Regions from separate parts of the Homo sapiens genome. Here region 1 is linked to region 2. The links are chromatin loops, found by intact Hi-C in ENCODE. Cell type or tissue: CD4-positive, alpha-beta T cell. All regions are shown on one strand. Each heading gives the region's core, and the rest is flanking DNA. Links, peaks and the distances in the headings are about the cores only.

Evidence for each region. Peaks named below come from ENCODE experiments on the same cell type or tissue, not always from the same donor. Only the 100,000 strongest peaks of a DNase experiment are listed, where the experiment ranks them.
Region 1: it touches region 2 in a loop (3-fold over the local background); 7 of 110 quality-filtered maps call a loop at or near these places.

Annotation. Positions count from the first base shown.
Region 1 is chr3:18,495,467-18,503,807 of GRCh38, forward strand. All of the region lies in intron 4 of SATB1-AS1 (SATB1 antisense RNA 1), which reads left to right. Among named protein-coding and RNA genes, the nearest start is that of SATB1-AS1, 54 kb to the left of the region's middle. In CD4-positive, alpha-beta T cell, for the core only: no CTCF peak of the experiment used is centred there; a DNase peak (open chromatin) is centred at 4,005; H3K27ac peaks cover 672 bases.
Region 2 is chr3:18,440,797-18,449,137 of GRCh38, forward strand. It overlaps SATB1-AS1 (SATB1 antisense RNA 1), which reads left to right and starts at 4,441. Exons shown (of 7, transcript NR_125803.1): 1 at 4,441-4,646. It also overlaps a transcript of SATB1 not described here. RefSeq lists a silencer at 4,347-4,566. In CD4-positive, alpha-beta T cell, for the core only: a CTCF peak has its summit at 4,941; DNase peaks (open chromatin) are centred at 3,015, 4,075, 4,415 and 4,835; H3K4me3 peaks cover 6,097 bases; H3K27ac peaks cover 3,103 bases.

The DNA.
Region 1 (8,341 bases), core at 51-8,050, 54 kb after region 2:
GTATCACTTCCTTTAGATGGTAGCAATAAGAATAGTGCAAGATTAAGACTCTTTTCTAGTAGCCATGGTAAGAGTACCACCTGACATTTGTAGAGATTGTTATACATTTTCAAAGTATACTTAAATGCATTAGAGAAAGAGGCAGTGTAGTGTAAAGGTCAAAAACTTAGACTTTGGAGTTAAGGCAACACTTTTTTAGCAATGTAAAGGCTTAGTTTCTTTATCTGTAAAAATATAGATAATAGTACCTAAGTTGTAGCATTATTATAAAGATTAGATGTATGCGAATAGCTTAGTCTTATAACTGTGCCCTAGTTAGCACAGCATAAACGGTAGCTATCATTGTTACTACCCTAATAATGCAGGTATCCTTTTCACTTGTTTTATATATTTAGATCTTAAGATAGTTATTATAAATTTATTGCTACAGTACAGAATTTTTTTTTAAAAATCTACATCGGAACTGAGATCCCTGGAAAATTTGCACCACATTCCAGCAAAGAGGCACAAGAGAACAAGATAGGCAGTTGAATTCTCCGTGACCAAATAAACCACATTCTCATACAAAGCGCCTCCAAGATCACAGATTCCAGCTGACATCTTCTAAATAGTATCTTCAAATACTGTAAACATGGCTAAAAACATCTTCTAGGTTATCAATTTTAAACCAGAGACTAAAATTTGGATAGTGCTGACGGAGCACCAAATAGTGCTGAAACAGATTGCATCAGCCTCCTATTTTTGCACTCCATGCCATTAGGAACACCTTCTTTTACGATCTTTTTCTGAGGTGCTAATTCACTAAACAAACAGTACATGTTACCCCAGGCACCAAATCCTTCAGGATGCTCCCAAGTTGCCCATTTTCCTTGGAATGGTTTGGGGGCCACAGAAAGCTCAAGAACTGTTTCAGAGCCTGCTGCCTGGGGTGCCAAAGAATTATGCACGAATAAAACCCTGCGGGGAAAATGTAAGATGCTAACTTAGAATGGATAGAAAGAAAAAAGAATGGATAGAAAGAAAAAAGCTTTAAACCATCAGCAAAATTCAAATTAGAAAGGGATAGGTAGTCACAAAAATGATCTGAATTGTGATGTAAAACAAAATACAAAAATAACATGCTGAAGTCTGATGTTCTGGTGTAGCAAACCCATTCACTAATTCTGAAATGGAATACTATTCTTATATGATGCACATTATAGTCCCAAATGCCAAAATTAGAACTTAGACATATATAATTTTGGGGAGACCTTTAAATATGAGACCCTCTTTGAGCATTTAAAAAATATTAAACATCTGAAAAATGATGTACATACATCTTTTTTAGGATGTATATATATTCTATATCAGATTTTTTATTGGAAAATCTAAGCCATCATTACCCTGAGAGAGGGCAGTCAAGGAGAGCAGAAGAGCCCCAAGCATGTATTCTCAGAGTCCGTTTACTATAAATTGGAAAAGACAAAGAAAATGATAACTGTAATCAATTTGCCTTTACCTTGATGTCATTCTAGAATTTTGAACCATTTAATTTTGTTTTCTCCCAATCCTGGCCACAGCACTTTTTTCTCCTTTTAGCTATTCATTGAGAAAACATGAGAAATAAGGGAGGCTTCAAGAATGGTTTGAGGTAGTATGTCCATCCCCCAGGTTGAAGAGTACTCTGCCATTTGGTTTTGGTGGCTTCTCCTTGCCTTATGTTTATCTAGGTCTCTGGCTTCAGATCTGGCATACACACAACATCTGTGTGTATGTTGTATGTGTATTTTAGATGGTTGTCTTCAATTAGAGAATAATACTTCTGAGGTGGCATCTCAGGCATAGTCATTTTTTAAAGGAGTTCTTACTTTCTGGGTATGTTTTGCTTAGAGATAAATATGTTTATCCTCCGTTTTAACACCAAAGAGATGGCTGTAAAAACAGTTGGATCCAAATGTTAAAAGTAAAATGGGAAATTCTCTTTGAGCAGAGTGTGCAAGGAAAGCAATATTTTTGTACAGTTTGCTATTGTTTTATGAATCTTTAGTATAATAACACCCTGATGTTTTACTCAGCTCATTTATGTGTCTGCATATTCACTCCGAAATCCAAAATGTCATTTCAAACATTCCCAGACATGTTAATTCCTTTAAGTTGGTGTCAACTATTTCATATTTCCCAACTTTATCAAGGTATAATGGAATGAATTACAATTTCTAGTTCTTAGAAACAGCTAGAAAATTTGTTCAGCTTGGTGTTTAAAAAAAGCAAATGGCCAGTCCTTAGTTTCTGCTTCCTCAACAGTTTATGACTTTGCAGGAGTTATTTCAATGACTTCTCTTGGTAACTGCCAAGCCATCTCCTGCATTTGATTTAGTTTCTAGGAGACATTTTCTAGAAAAAGAAGAGAATGCTTGCAACAAAGATGGCAAATAGAATTACTGAATGTAACCCTTTCCCTGTAGGAATCTTGATGGGAGTAAGCAAATGTTTGATTGGTTTCACCAACCTGGGTCAAGTTGCTATGTGGGTGACTCTCACCTGGAGATCTGGTGTGAGAGACTGAATACTGAAGTCTTGAGAGCATGGTGGGAATGAAGGGCTGAGACAAGGGCACCAAACTCAGAAGAACTTAAAGCAATGTCAGGAGCTGAGATGTGGAACCTGGAAGCTAAGGAGAGCATGACAGTTTGGGCTGAAGTCCAGGTGGTCAGACAGAAATTCAGTGTGCATGTAGTTATGGGCATTCTAAGGTTAGGTTGGATTCATTTATAGGACTTTTGGGTGAGCCTAAGACACAAGATTCACATTGGCTAAACCCACTTACTATATCTTAGGATAACAAATTTTATCCTTTACATAAAGATAGTATCTTTAATTTGTTTCAAAACTATGTCTTGAGCTTCATAATGCATTGAAGAAGGGGATGAGATTAAGTTTAGAATATGCTCTATTTCCTGTTGCAGGATTTAAATTATGAATGAATGAGTGTGTGAATTAGATCTATTTATAAGTTAACTGTCTCCATCTCCTTTGTTTATAAAATAGCTTTATGTGTTGATTTCATGACAGAAAAACTCAGCCTTGAAGGTTTTCCCAACAAAACTATAACTTTCACTTAAGTTTTTCATTTTCTGACTCCCATACACCCCCAACCCACCCTCACAAACACACACACACACACACACAAGCACACATATTTTACAGTTAAGTATAAGATATCCCTCTGGAATTTCATTTTTTAGGGTTCTCTAAATTTTTTCAAGCTTCTCTCTTTTTTTAAACTTCTGTTTTTGGTTCTATTCCCAGAACCCATATACACCTCACCCAGAGTTTACCTCGAATCCACTAATTTACTGCCCTAGTCATGAAATGTAACTTATTCAATAGGTGAGGTTTTTTTTCCTCCTGAGAATCCCAAAAAGAAAAATCATGAAAATTGCATTTATTGGTCAGAATTTCCACGTTTCAAAGTTCTGATATTTTAGTATCTGATCAGGAGAGAAAAAAGTCTTTCACATGGAAATTAAATGATTTATACAAATTAGTTTGAAATTTGAGATAGAAATAAGATCATTGAAATATATTCAGAGATTTAGCCTGAAAATAACTGAGTCTTGAGGTCATCATCTGAAACAATGTGCCTTATTATTTTGAAATAATTATAAAGATGGTTCGAGTAAGCCTATAGTTCTAGAAAATTCCTTATAGAGTTACTATAAATACTGAACAGTAGTCTTTGAATCATGGGGATGAATGGGTTTCATATAAGTCATTCACAAATGGCTCAGTGGACAAATTTTATCTCAGAAAGAGAATGCCCCATAGGAGTTAAAATTATCATGGCTGAGAATTCCTAGATGATGTCACCAGAATCTGAAAACACTACTGTGGATGCAATAATGATGCTATCTGCATTTTCTGGGTCTAACTTCTGACAAGGAATCTGAGTTTTCTGGCAAGCAGAATGCACATCAGAGTACACAAGGGGCATGTCTTGGCAACTTCCACCTGAGCACACATGCACGGCTTCCTGTTTTGGTCTGATAGCTTCCCCTGGGCTTTTGTTAATGCAAAATTACCCACACAGAGATGGGTTGCCCATGCAAAAGAGTAGGTGTCTTATTTTGGGAAAGTTTGCTTCACATTATCTTTGTTGTTTTATTCTACTAACCCTATTTCCTCTTTTATTTTACACTAGCGTTTTAAATTCACTTCATTTGTCTGTGAGAAATACTTCCCCCCGCCCCCTCACTTCTTAGGCTTATTTCTCTTGTTATCTGTTTTCTTTTTCTTCTCTAGGCACTGCCTTATTACTGCTTCATTTGTTTGCAATATTAATGTCTGCTAAAATGTCTTAAGATATACAATGTTAATTCATTTGCTCAATGATTTAAAAATATTTGTGAGTCTCTCACTCCTCCACATGTACATATACCTTGGAGGTAGGACAAAGGTGCCTTAAATATTCATTGTACTTTCAGGTTTATACAGTTTGGGTTGGGAGTTATACTTTCACAAACTGTGGTACAAAAATAAAAAGTGATGGCTTCTATAAAAGGTAATGATGAAATGCTATGAGGCATTTTCTCATGTGCTTTTTGGTCATTTTGTGTGTGCGTATATATATATTCCTTTGTGAAGTGCCTGTTCAAATCTCTTGCCCATAATTTTCCACTGGATTAAAAAAATTGCATTATAGAAATTGTTACATAGTCTAGGTACAAGTCCTTTGCATGTATATATTATATGTACATACATGTGGCTTTTAAACCTATTTTCTTACGATTTTAATTTCTGTGAAGTCTACTATATCTTTATGCTTTTCCTTTAATAGTGAGTGCTTTCTGTGTCTTGTAAAAGGAATTTTTTGTTATTCTTAAGTCACTAAGATATATGCCTGTGTTTTCTTTGATGTCTAGGTCTACATAATAAATCATTAGAGAAATGTGAATTAAAACCAATGAGTTATTACTACAGAGTCACTAGAATGGCTACAACTAAAAGACTGACAATACTAAGTGTTGTTGAGGATGTGAAACAAGTGGAATCACCATACACTGATAATGAGAGTATAAAATGACAAAACGACCTAGGAATTAGTCTGGCAATTTCTCATGTAAACATACACCTGTCCTACGACTCACCATTTATGCTTTTAGGTTTTACTAAAAAGAAGTGAAGACATGTGTCAACAAAAAGATTTGTACAAGAATGTTTAAAGCATCCTTATTCATAATAGCCAGTCACTCCAATGTCCATCAATAAAACAGTAGATAAACAAACTTTGGTTTATTCATATAATAGAATATTACTTGGCAATAAATATATACAAATTACTGATATACATAAATAATATAAATTATTCTCAAAATGCTGAGCTAAAGAAGTTTTCCACAAAAGAGTATATGCTATATGATTTCATTTATATGAAGGGCCAGAATAGGTAAAACTCACCTGTGATGAAATAAAGCAGTGGTTCTGTGGTCTGAATGTTTGTGTCTCTCTCAAATTCATATGTTGAATCTACTTACCAGTGTGATGACATTAGGAGGTGGGGACTTTGGGAGGTGATTAGGTCAGCAGGACAGAGCCCTCATAATTGGGATTTACTGCCCTTAATCCCAATTAAAAGTTTCCAGAAATCTCTCTTGCTCCTTCCACCAAGTGAAAAAAACAGCAAGAAGGCACTATCTATAAATCAGAAAACAGGCCCTCACCAGACATTGAATGTGCTAGTGCCTTGATCTTGGACTTTCCACCCTCCAAAGCTGTGAGAAATAAATGTTGTTTATAAGTCATTCAATTTGTAATATTTTGTTAGGGCAGTGTTATGCTGACTGTAACAAGCGGGGATTGACTGGAACAAACAAGGAGGAAATGTGCTTGAGCAATGGAAATGTTATATATATAGATAGGAGTGTGAGTTATACAACAGTTTATCTTCATCAACACTGGGGGAATGCACATTTAAGATTTGAGCATTTCATTGTATGCAAATAATACCTCCTTAAAACAATGAAAAAGTTCTAGAGGGCAGATTTTGCAATTAATTGATTAGAAATATGGCATATTGGTTTACATATTGGGTTATACTCAGAGTCTCAAACCATAGTTCTGAAACTTATTAGCTGGCAAAGTCTGGTAAGTAACATAACCTCCCTGAACTTGTTTTCCCTTTGCACAGCTAGAATAATACCTTCTTTAAGAGATGTTATAGGAATGTATGTAAAAGGCTTATCACAAGGGCTGACATAAGAAATTACTTTATTGACTAATTCTCCTCCTTTTTGTCCTTCTTCTTGTTTATTACTTAGTAAAGTGTCAAATATGGCTGTCAGGTTTTGGTTGCTGCTGTTTGTGAAGATGATAAATTGTTAACAGAAATACAGAGCACACTAGTAAGATCATACCTGGGAGAGAATAATGAGTCATCTAATGAATTTGAGACAAATAGGGATGTCCTGAATGTAGTGTCAATAATGGGTCTTGAATTTGGGAGAGAAATCAGAAAAGGAGCTTTGGATCTGAGGTGTGCTGAACAGATACACCAGATCTCTGGGGATGGGAAGGGTCTGGAAAGGTGTGACTTGTAGTATTTGCTGGTTTCCATGCTGTAAATACTGTGTCATGACCAATTTAAAGTTACCAAACCAGATTGCAAAATTCCTGAATGTTTATCAGTCAGCTCTTTTCAGCTGGTGACTGCCACCTCCAGCAAACTGCTAGATCTGAGTCATCTGCTGAGACAGAGAATGAGAAAGATACAATTATTTTCTCACCTTACACCAGGTCTTCTTGCTTGCAGGATACATTGAGTTTAATTAAATTATTTTGCTATGAATCCCCATTTCTGAATGTCTCTCTACAGCTCACGCTATTTTCAGTTATGTATGAAAAACACTTTATCTTCTTGTGCCCACTACCTTCAAAGAGGGCCTCCTTTTTATAATACAGAGGCCACCCAGGGGCCACTAGGCCTCAGTCTGGGAGAGATTCAAGCACAGCCTCACACTGTGAAAAAGAGCAACTCTTCCCTTCTTTTCCTCAGTGCTAGGCTTCTGCCTCACTTAAGAAAATATTTCATTCTCTCCTTGCTGGGAAAGACAGGGACACTTTCAAATCTAGTTCATTATCTCCTACCTCCCATTCCTCCCCCTGTCCAGTTCATAAGTCTGTCTGCATGAACCGCAAGTGTAGACAGAGTTGTTTTCATGAGCTGGAGGAATACTGACAAACCATGGAATGGGGTTTAAAACTTTATGTAATGTCATAGAGCTGTCTATAGCAATAAGAGTACTTTTGTTAAGAGTACAAGAAGACTCTTCTTAACTTACAGGCAAACTAAACACTCTGTTAAAATTACATTTCCAGAAGTTCTTTGTCCTAAAAATAACAGGAATGTAAAGAATTTTTTGCCCAGGGATGTTTCTTTTCAATATTACTTTTTATAGCAAAATAAAATGAAAAACAAACAATCAACAGAACTATACGCCCATGTTTCCATGGTAAAATGTGACATACTCATTAAAAATAACATTATGTAGTCCTTAAGATGATTATGATTGTTATTATTATTTTTAAGACAGAATCTCACTCCGTTGCCCAGGCTGGAGTGCAGTGGCATGATCTTGGCTCTCTGCAGCCTCTGCCTCCCATGTTCAAGTAATTCTCCTGCCTCAGCCTCCTGAGTGGCTGGGACTACAGGCACGTGCCACCACGCCCGGCTAATTTTTTCTATTTTTAGTAGAGACGGGGTTTCACCGTGTTAGCCAGGTTGGCCTCGATCTCCTGACCTCGTGATCCGCCTGCCTCGGCCTCCGAAAGTGCTGAAATTACAGGCATGAGCCACTGCGCCTGGCCTTCCTTAAGATTATCAATGAAAAAAGTTTTATTCTCATGAAACATGTTTATACTATACTTTAGTATGGCATTTACCATTTTAACTGTTAAAAATATGAAAAGAGGAATGATTGGAAATGAGTTTTTCAGACTGTTAAGTCACTATTATTACCGTGAATTTTTCTTTTGGTAGTGGGATTTTGGGTGGTTTCTTCCTCCTTCTCTGTGCACTTAAGTGCTTTTCCAAATTTTCTATACAACAAGCAAAAAATATCTTTCAATAAATTCCCGATGCCCCCAGAGACCACATTTATATTCCACCATCTTTTGTTTATCTATTCCGGTTTTTTTTTAAATTCAAAACCCATTTGAAGTCTATAGTCAAATTATTTTTATAACACATATAGGACAAATGTCTAGTAGCATAAAAATGGGCTCCTTTAGCTATGATGTACAGTGGTGTCACCTCTCTGGTTATTTTCTCTTGTGCTTCAATAAAGAAGGCTAGTTTAAAAAATAA
Region 2 (8,341 bases), core at 261-8,260:
GTTTGAAAACCAAATCAATTTGAAAAGCAAGAGTAATGACTGTTCTGTAATCTGATCACAAATGCTAAAAATGAATACTTAATATAATAAGCACAAACCACACAAAACTGAAAAAGACGAAAAACATTTTGAAATATCATAGAACTTAATCCAAGTTATCTGATTTACTCGAGATAGTCCTCATTTGTTAATTAAAAGCACCTGGCACCTTTAATATTTTGCAGCCTTGTGCCACTTTGGTCTTTTCAATATGTATGCTTATTCTGCTCTCTGAAATATCTGAAGGTAAACCATTCATAAAAATCAAACCCCATTCCTTAATTCCAATAGAAATATTGCTGAACTCTCCTGAGAGAAGCGGCAAGTTTGAAGATCAAATGATGATATCCTTCCTAACAGCATTCATGTAAAACGTGTTTTTTCTATTTTATGTATGCCACAAAGCTATGACAGTATATAGCAACTAATTTTCTTTTTATATATGAGTACTGAGCAAAATATTTCGTGGCAGCATTTAAAATAAGAACCCATCTTATCTAAAAAGTGTAAAAGGCAATCTGGGGAGGTTTCTATTTATAACATGAACAAAATTCTGATAATCAATATATTGAAAAGGGAAAAGAGATTAAAAACATTTTTGCATTCAACTACATCATGTCTAGAAATAGTCTGAAGATTGCTTTAGTCATATGCATTTATTTTAAATACTTCATCAATTCCAAGTGCTAATATATTAATTACAGCCATCCAAGACAATATGTATGGAAGAAACTATGTGTGTAAAGGGCATATCTATGTATAGCCCTTTTGGAAATTTACAGAACAGATGAAAACCCACTAGAGTGCTTTATAGAGTCCCTGCTGTATATCCATGTTGTGTTTAGCTTAACAGTGTTTGTAACCAAAATATTTTTACAATAATGAGGAACAGGTGCCTGTCACCTGACCTTTTAGGCCTAATTTACAATCCACAACCTGTCATATGAAAAAGAACTAAAAATTCTCCTCCAGATATTTTAGTCTTTACTAAGTTAATGTAGTATTTCTTTACCATCACTCAGCATATCATGTCTTATTTAATCACAGGTTCATATAGCTGGCAACAGATTTCTTTGCAGAAATAAACCAATATTCATTTTGTTGTCGTTCTTAAGATGCTGGGAGACAAAAGAACTACTTTTGTAGATTATCAACCAAAGAATATATTAATTTCTTACAAATCTGAACAAAAAACATTCCTTTTGAATACTTTTACATACAAAGAACTATTATTTATTACATATTTCAGCTTGTGGGAAAGTGAGGAATGCATTGATTCTGGAAATAACTATTCAGACTTTTGGAAGTTATTTAGGTCTTCTTTCTCTATCTTCCCCCCGCCCCCCATCCTGCCCTCCCACCAAATTTTAAGGAGGTAGTACTTTAGGAGGGAAATCCCTATTCGTTATTTTTTCATATATTATTTATATTCATTATTCAGAAATAAATACAAAATTGAATTGTAATTTTATTTCTCTTGTATAATGTTAGATGTAGCATTATCCAAATTTGACAATGCCTTGTATTTTATAGCTACTGTTTAAATATTATGTATTACCTATGACTGAACAACTCTACATTTAAAATATTGTTTTCATTAGAAAAAACTATGAAGTAGTAAGTGTCAAATGAAGATGAAGAATAAACATATTTGGTATATTTATAAAATGCATAGTCATTTAAAACGTGTACAAATAGAATACATAGTTTGCTACTGTTACATTTTATATAGTATACACATTGTCTACAGTGTATTTAATAATGTGCTTAACCAAGTTAATTAAAGTATTTATGTCTGATGATTGTGTAATAAACACTTGGAGAGGTAGTGAAAGATACAGCCAGTTACTTCTGCTAACTAAAGTTGAAATTATGCACTTATTATAACCTTTTCTAACAATGTGAGAAAAACAGAGTAAATATATTAAATTTGTTTCACAACAGATGCTTAGGTTGTTAATATTTAAGATGCCTATTCATGCTATTCCTGTCTGCACATTTGTCAAAAATGTAAGCTTGAATGCTAATGTTTGCCAGCAGACTGGAGCAGCCAGTATATGAATGTACTACTGTTCTAAGAAAATAATATGCAATAGAAATAGAGGACTACTGCTAAATCATAGCAGTAGTACCATACAGGAGATGAGAGGTTTTTAGAGCAAACACCTCAACCTTGGTTTTCTTCAGACTTAAAGTATGGGTTTTTGTTTTTGATTTTTGCAGCTACATTTGACCACAGAATAAATCTCACATTCCTGACATCTCAGAAAAATCCACTTTGGATAGAGTGTAAATTTCAACTAAGTTTCAACGGGATGAGTTACTCTGTCAGCAGTACAAACACCGTAAATTTCAGATTGCTTAGGACAAAACCTGACACCGAGCGGTAACATTTTACTCATTCTTACCCTACCCGCCACCCCCTTGAGAAAGTCAGGTCCCCTGGCCTCCAAGGATGCAAACATGGAAACCCAGTCAGTCAGAGCAGTAAGGTTCTCTCTGGGGAATAGGGCATCCTTCTGTTTTCCCTGTCTCTTTTATAACCATGTGGAGTCCAAGTCTTAGAACATTTGCTTGTAAGTCCGGAATGCCACTGAGAAAGTTCGCCAAGGAAGGGCGCAGAGGTCAAAGTTGCCAACCAGGACACTTTGAGAGAGGACCCTGTGGTTGACATTTGTTAGTGAAATTTGCAACACCTCAGTGGAGGCCAAGGCCAAAACTTTCAAGGAGATCCCTATGCCCCTTTCCCCTGTTGGTCTTCTGAGGTCATCCCAAGAGGAAACTGCGTTTCCCCAGTAAGCACGTGGCACTCCCCGGACCTGCCACCTGCCTGCTTCGTCCTTCTCGTCGTGGTTTCCCAAACCCCGGTTCTGCCGGCCCGGGAGCCTTAGCACTGGAGCAATAGGAAAAGGCCACCGCGCTCGGGTCTGGACAGCAGGAGGGAAACACGGTGTGGACTGCGAGGCTGCACCTGTGATGTCCCGGCCCCTGCTAAGAGGACGGCCCTTTCTTCTGCCTCTTGCCCAACTCCAAACCCACATTCACGCCAGCAGCCTCTCCAGGACCGGCCTCGCTACAGCCAGCGAGGGCTCGAAATGAGGAGTGCCGCGGCTTTCAAACTCCGGGCTCCAACTTGAGCGCCCCGGCGCCCGAGTAGCTCCCGGGATGCAGAAGTTGCCACAAACTTCCCAGGCCCCTCTTCGCCGATGCTTACAATCAGCCGCGCAGGCAGGGAGCGGAGGGAGGCGGAGATGGACCGGGAAAGGATGCTGAGCAGACTCGCGATCCGGTGGGGGAACATTACCACTCCCGCAGCCCACTCCTCCAGGCACCTTACTGCCCGCCCGGCTCCAGAACGCACCGAGAGGCTCCCCTTTTCCCCATTTGCTTCCTTCGGTCTTTTCCACTCCCCTTTCCTTTTCTAAAAGGGGCCATACCGGTGACCTGAAGGAGTTTGTTCAGCCAGGGTCTATTGGGCAGGTGTGGTGGTGTGTCCACACCCAGACAGAAAACGAATGGCATCTTCAAATCCCCCATCCCGACCGCTCTCCCCTACTCTACCAGCCCACCCCTCCAAGGTCCGTCTGCGTGAGAAAAGGGGCTCGGAAGACCGTTGAAGCCCTGCGCCCACGAGAGGGGAGCCCAGCCGCCCCAATAGGGGACGAGGAGTGGGTGCTACGGAGAAGTTTGGATTGATTCCGGAAAAAGAGGGACAGAGATAAAACAGCAAGAGTAGCAAGGGGAAAAGGGAGGCAAAAGAGCAGAACTCACTCAGGCATGGACGTTGGGGGCGGCGGTGGCTGTCGAGTGCGGGCCTGAAACCAAGAACGGCTCCCCGGGCGGGCGCGCCGGCGTCGGACTTCCGAGGCGGCGGCTTCTGCCTCTCCTGCCGCCGCCGCCGCCGCCGGAGCTGCGGCTGCCGCGGAAGTTAATTGCAACTTGACTTCAAGTTGTCCTCTTTCCCCATACGAAGTGGGCGTTTAAAGGGGAGAGCGAGGCGAGGAGCGAGCGAGCGAGCGCGCGGGGCCAAGGGAAGGAAGAGAAGGAGGGGGAGGGAGGAGATGTTAACGGGCGGGGGGGGGAGAAGGGGGAGGGGGCGGCGGCGGGGGCGGGAGGGGGAAGGGGCCGGCGGGAGCTGCTCTCGTCTCGTCGGTCGCGGCGCCTGCAGTCTGGAGGCGCACCGGAGCGGCCGGGGCGTCCCCCGCGGGAGCCCGCAGCCACCCGGGACGCGCATCCAGACGTGGCGCTTCGGACCGGGCACGCTGCGCCCGGGGGCTCGGCGGACCCCGCGTAGCCGCCGCTTCGGAGCTTGTGCGGCGCGGGCTGGCCAGCGGGGCGGCCAGGGCCCGGCCCGCCTCCCCAGCGCCCGCCCGGCTTCTCCCCCTGGCGGTGGGAGCCTCGGCGGCCGCTGGCGACACTAGGCGCACTGAAGCCCGAGCCGAGCCGAGCCCGAGCCGCCGCCGCCGCCGCCGCTGCTGCGCACCGCTCCCGGGCTCCCTCCCAGCGCGCCGGCCGGGGTGTGGGGGGCGGCGGGCCGGAGGGGCGAGGGCGGGCCAGGGGGCGCACACGGGGGTTGGCGCGGAAGACAGGACCCTCAGCCTCGAGGGGTAAGTGTGGGCGCTTGGGGGTGCGCTTGGGGTGCGCGGCGCGGTTCTCGTCGCCCGCCAACCCTGCCCCCTCACCTCTCCGGGGGCCCCCAACACGCGCACTCCTCCTCTTGTCGCCTGCGGCTTCCTCTTGTTGCTTGTTGTTTGGCTGGGTTTTGGGGGGTGAGTAGAGGGGGTTACTGTAGTGTGTGTGCAGGCGGAGGAGGAAGTCAGGTGAGAGGCCGCGAAGCACCCCCACCCCAACCCAGCCTGCGTGGGGTGTATGCTTCCCCACTAGGGGCATTTGGGCCATTTTTTTTTTCTCCGTCAATGTTCGGTCGAGACGATGTTTCCTAGAGGGCCTCCTTCACTTACAGTCTGGTCTGTCCATCTCCCTTCATCCCACCCTCGTCCGTCTTAGCCCCTTGTCCAGGAGCCCTGCACCCCAAGTGAGGAGCACGTGGCGGAAGGAGGAGGAGGCCCTCTCTTGAAGACCCCCACGCTGTGACCCAGCCCATTAGTTTAAATATTTATCCTCACATCACCAGCTGTACTTTTCAACCCACTGGAACAAGACGCCTAGGCAAGGTCCAATTTCCCCAAAAAGCTGGGGGCAAAGCGGGAGAGATGAGGGTTTTATTGACATTGGGAGAGAAGGGGCCAAGGAACCTTCCCAAGTGGAGACTGAAACTCAAAAAATCTCTACAAAAAGACTAGGGTGACTGGAGGCTCAGGACTGCAGGCTTAGGAGAAACTGGAGCTCCATCAACTTTATTTCTCTCCCCCTGCCTCTCCTCCCCCCAGCTCTGAGGAAGCTAACAGGTCTTTTGTTTTGTATTGTGTAGCCTTTGGGAAATTTGCATTGAGTATGTCAACAGAAAATTACTACTGTTTACTCAAAGGGATTGCAGAAAGATAAAACATAGTAACATAGTTTTTACTTTTCCTCTTCTTTGTACGCTTGTGTGTATTTGGCAAGAAGTGTAGTTAGGTTCATGGCATGAACTGCAAAACGTCAGGTTGTAACAATAAGGACTGTAGAGCTGCCTAGGTGTATTTTTAGAAGCCGCACTTTCTTGAATTCCTTTCACACAAGGCTTGCTCTCTCATTAAGTCCCCATAAATAATTTTATTTAGAGAGGAGGAAACTATGGAAGCAGGAGGGAGATTGCTAAGATTTCCATCCTGCCAGCGCACAGCACTGTTTGCAGGGAAGTTCCTGGAAAGTGATTGTGGGCTGAGAATTCAGTTTTTCCTAAAAGCTCTGTTAGGTCCTGTTGTGTCAGATGGCTATGAATAAAGCACGCTGGGAAAATCCTGATATCCGTGCAGTCTTATTTTATCTTTTACACAGTGGTTGATTCGACTTTCAAGCCCTGGTGACAAACACATCAACTCTGCTGTATTTTTGTGTGCTTTTTCTAAATAAAGGAGAATACAGCATGTATTCATGCTGCTTTTTTCCCCTCATCCATGGTTATTGAATTCACTGGAAGTTATTCATCTTTTTTCAGTTGATCATCATTTTATGCCGAGACCACAATTCCAAACATATAGGAATTTTTTAAAATTATGAATTAGGGTTCTTTTAGGGAACCAACCCTCCTTTTTAAAGATACAAGTGCCCACCACAACTCCTAGTTTTGTAAAGCAAAGCAAAAAGGTATAAATGATTATAATGAGCAAAACATAGTAAAACGTTTTCCTTCTTGGATCACTTTCTGTCCCCACAGGTCCCAGGAGACATTAAATCCTCCTGCCTTAATTTACCAAAATGCTGCATTTCCTAACCAGTAACAATATCTGTGTCTGAGAAAGACATCAGGTTTGGAATGGAAAAAAATACATTCTCGGTATTTAATTACTGCTTAACAGTAATTTATTGTAGCAGGCAGTTGATTTTCCAATTCTGAAAGCCTGAAATGAAGCTGAACAGAAATTTGAAATTTTTAAAAAAGGTTTTTTTTTCTTTCTTACACTCTTATATACTCATCTGCTTCCCCAAGTTATCAGCCAAGCCCCTATAACTGAAAGTATGATATGCTCCTCTGAGTTGAACCGAGACCATTTTGCCCCTCATTTTTTGAATTTGCTTTTTCCTCCCAATAGTCTTGTATAGAAAGCACATGGGCTCTGTTAGAATACAGAATTATGCAATTCTGGGTGCAGTGCATTAAATGACATAGTTTGATAAACTCTTAAGCCTTACAGCTCAGATGTTAATAAAATATTGTAGTTGGCCACAAATTTCATAGCACAAGGCTAAGATCATTTTTCAGAAGAAAGGGGCATTTAATCTGGATTATTTGGTTAGTTGCTATGGTCTGAATGTTAGTGTTCCCCCAATATTGGGGTTCATGTGTTAGAACCTAATATCAAAAGTGATGGTATTAAGAAGTAGGGCCTTTGGGAAGTGATTAAGTCATGAAGGCTTCAACCCTCATGAGTGACAGGAGTGCCTTTGTAAGACAGGCTGAATCTAGCTACCTTGCCCCTTCCACTGTGTGAGGACACAGCAACAAAAGTGCCATCTGTGAAGCAAGGAGTGAGCCTTCACCAGATACTGAATCTGCTGGTGCTGTAATCTTGGACTCCTCAGCTTCCAGAACTGTGAGCAATAAATTTCTGTTGCTTATAAATTACCCAGTCAAAGATAATTTGTTGTAGCACCTCAAATGAACTAACACAATAATACATTTGTGCTACTAGATTTTTTTAACAAGTCCAAATGTGACTTAAATGACTGAAAGACAAATCTGGAACATATCAAATGGCCAATAATAGTAGCTGGTATCAAAAGCTGCACTGGTTATTTCCTTAAAAGAATAGACAATAAAATATTGCCTACTAAATATTAGAAGAAAGATCAAGGGAAAGGATAAAACAGCATTGGCCTTGAAGGAAGTTATTTGCTGGAAAAAAGACATCAAAATGTGAAAAGACAATGGATCAGTTAGTGGTTTGAATCAAAGAAATACTTGAGGAAGAAAAAATATATATATATATGTACATATTTTTCTCTTAAGACCAGAGGAATCAGAGATCCTAAAGCTCTAGGTTGGAAGGTATTTTTAAAGTTAATTTGTTCTGTCAAATCTTTAGAGGCCATTCAATGCAGATATTTTGGGTGTGAAGGGGAACTTACTACTTACCGCCATTAAGGCAAGGATTTTTACCTATACCGTACTTACCAGAGAATAGAGTTCACTATATATTGTGCAAGTGAATGGATAATTTCAAAAGTATTTCATCTTTATATACTTTATTATGTTTTTACCTTATATATATTTTTTTACCTTATATTGCACAGAATTAGTCTTCCTGAAACTTCCAACCGTTAGTCTTCGTCCTGCCAGTTGCAGCCAAACAGAACAAATTTGTTTATCAGTCAAGATAGGCAATGTGCTGGAGTAACAATTCCAATTTTTTAGTGGCCTGTAACAGCAAACGTTTTCTTGGTTATGGTTTGAATCCATTGCAGTTCAGCTGGTCTGTTCCATGTCTGTCACTCCAGGTCCCTGGCTAATGGAACAGTTGCCATCTTGAATGTTTCATGTTGTTATGGCAAAAATAAAGATCACTCTGGAGGGTTTCATGCAGACATTTAAATGCTATGGCCCAGAAATGCCATACATCATATGGCCTCACAAAGAATTAACCAGGATTAGTTGTGTGGCTCCAAAGAATCATGACAAGAAGGTCGGATAGTGCAGCCT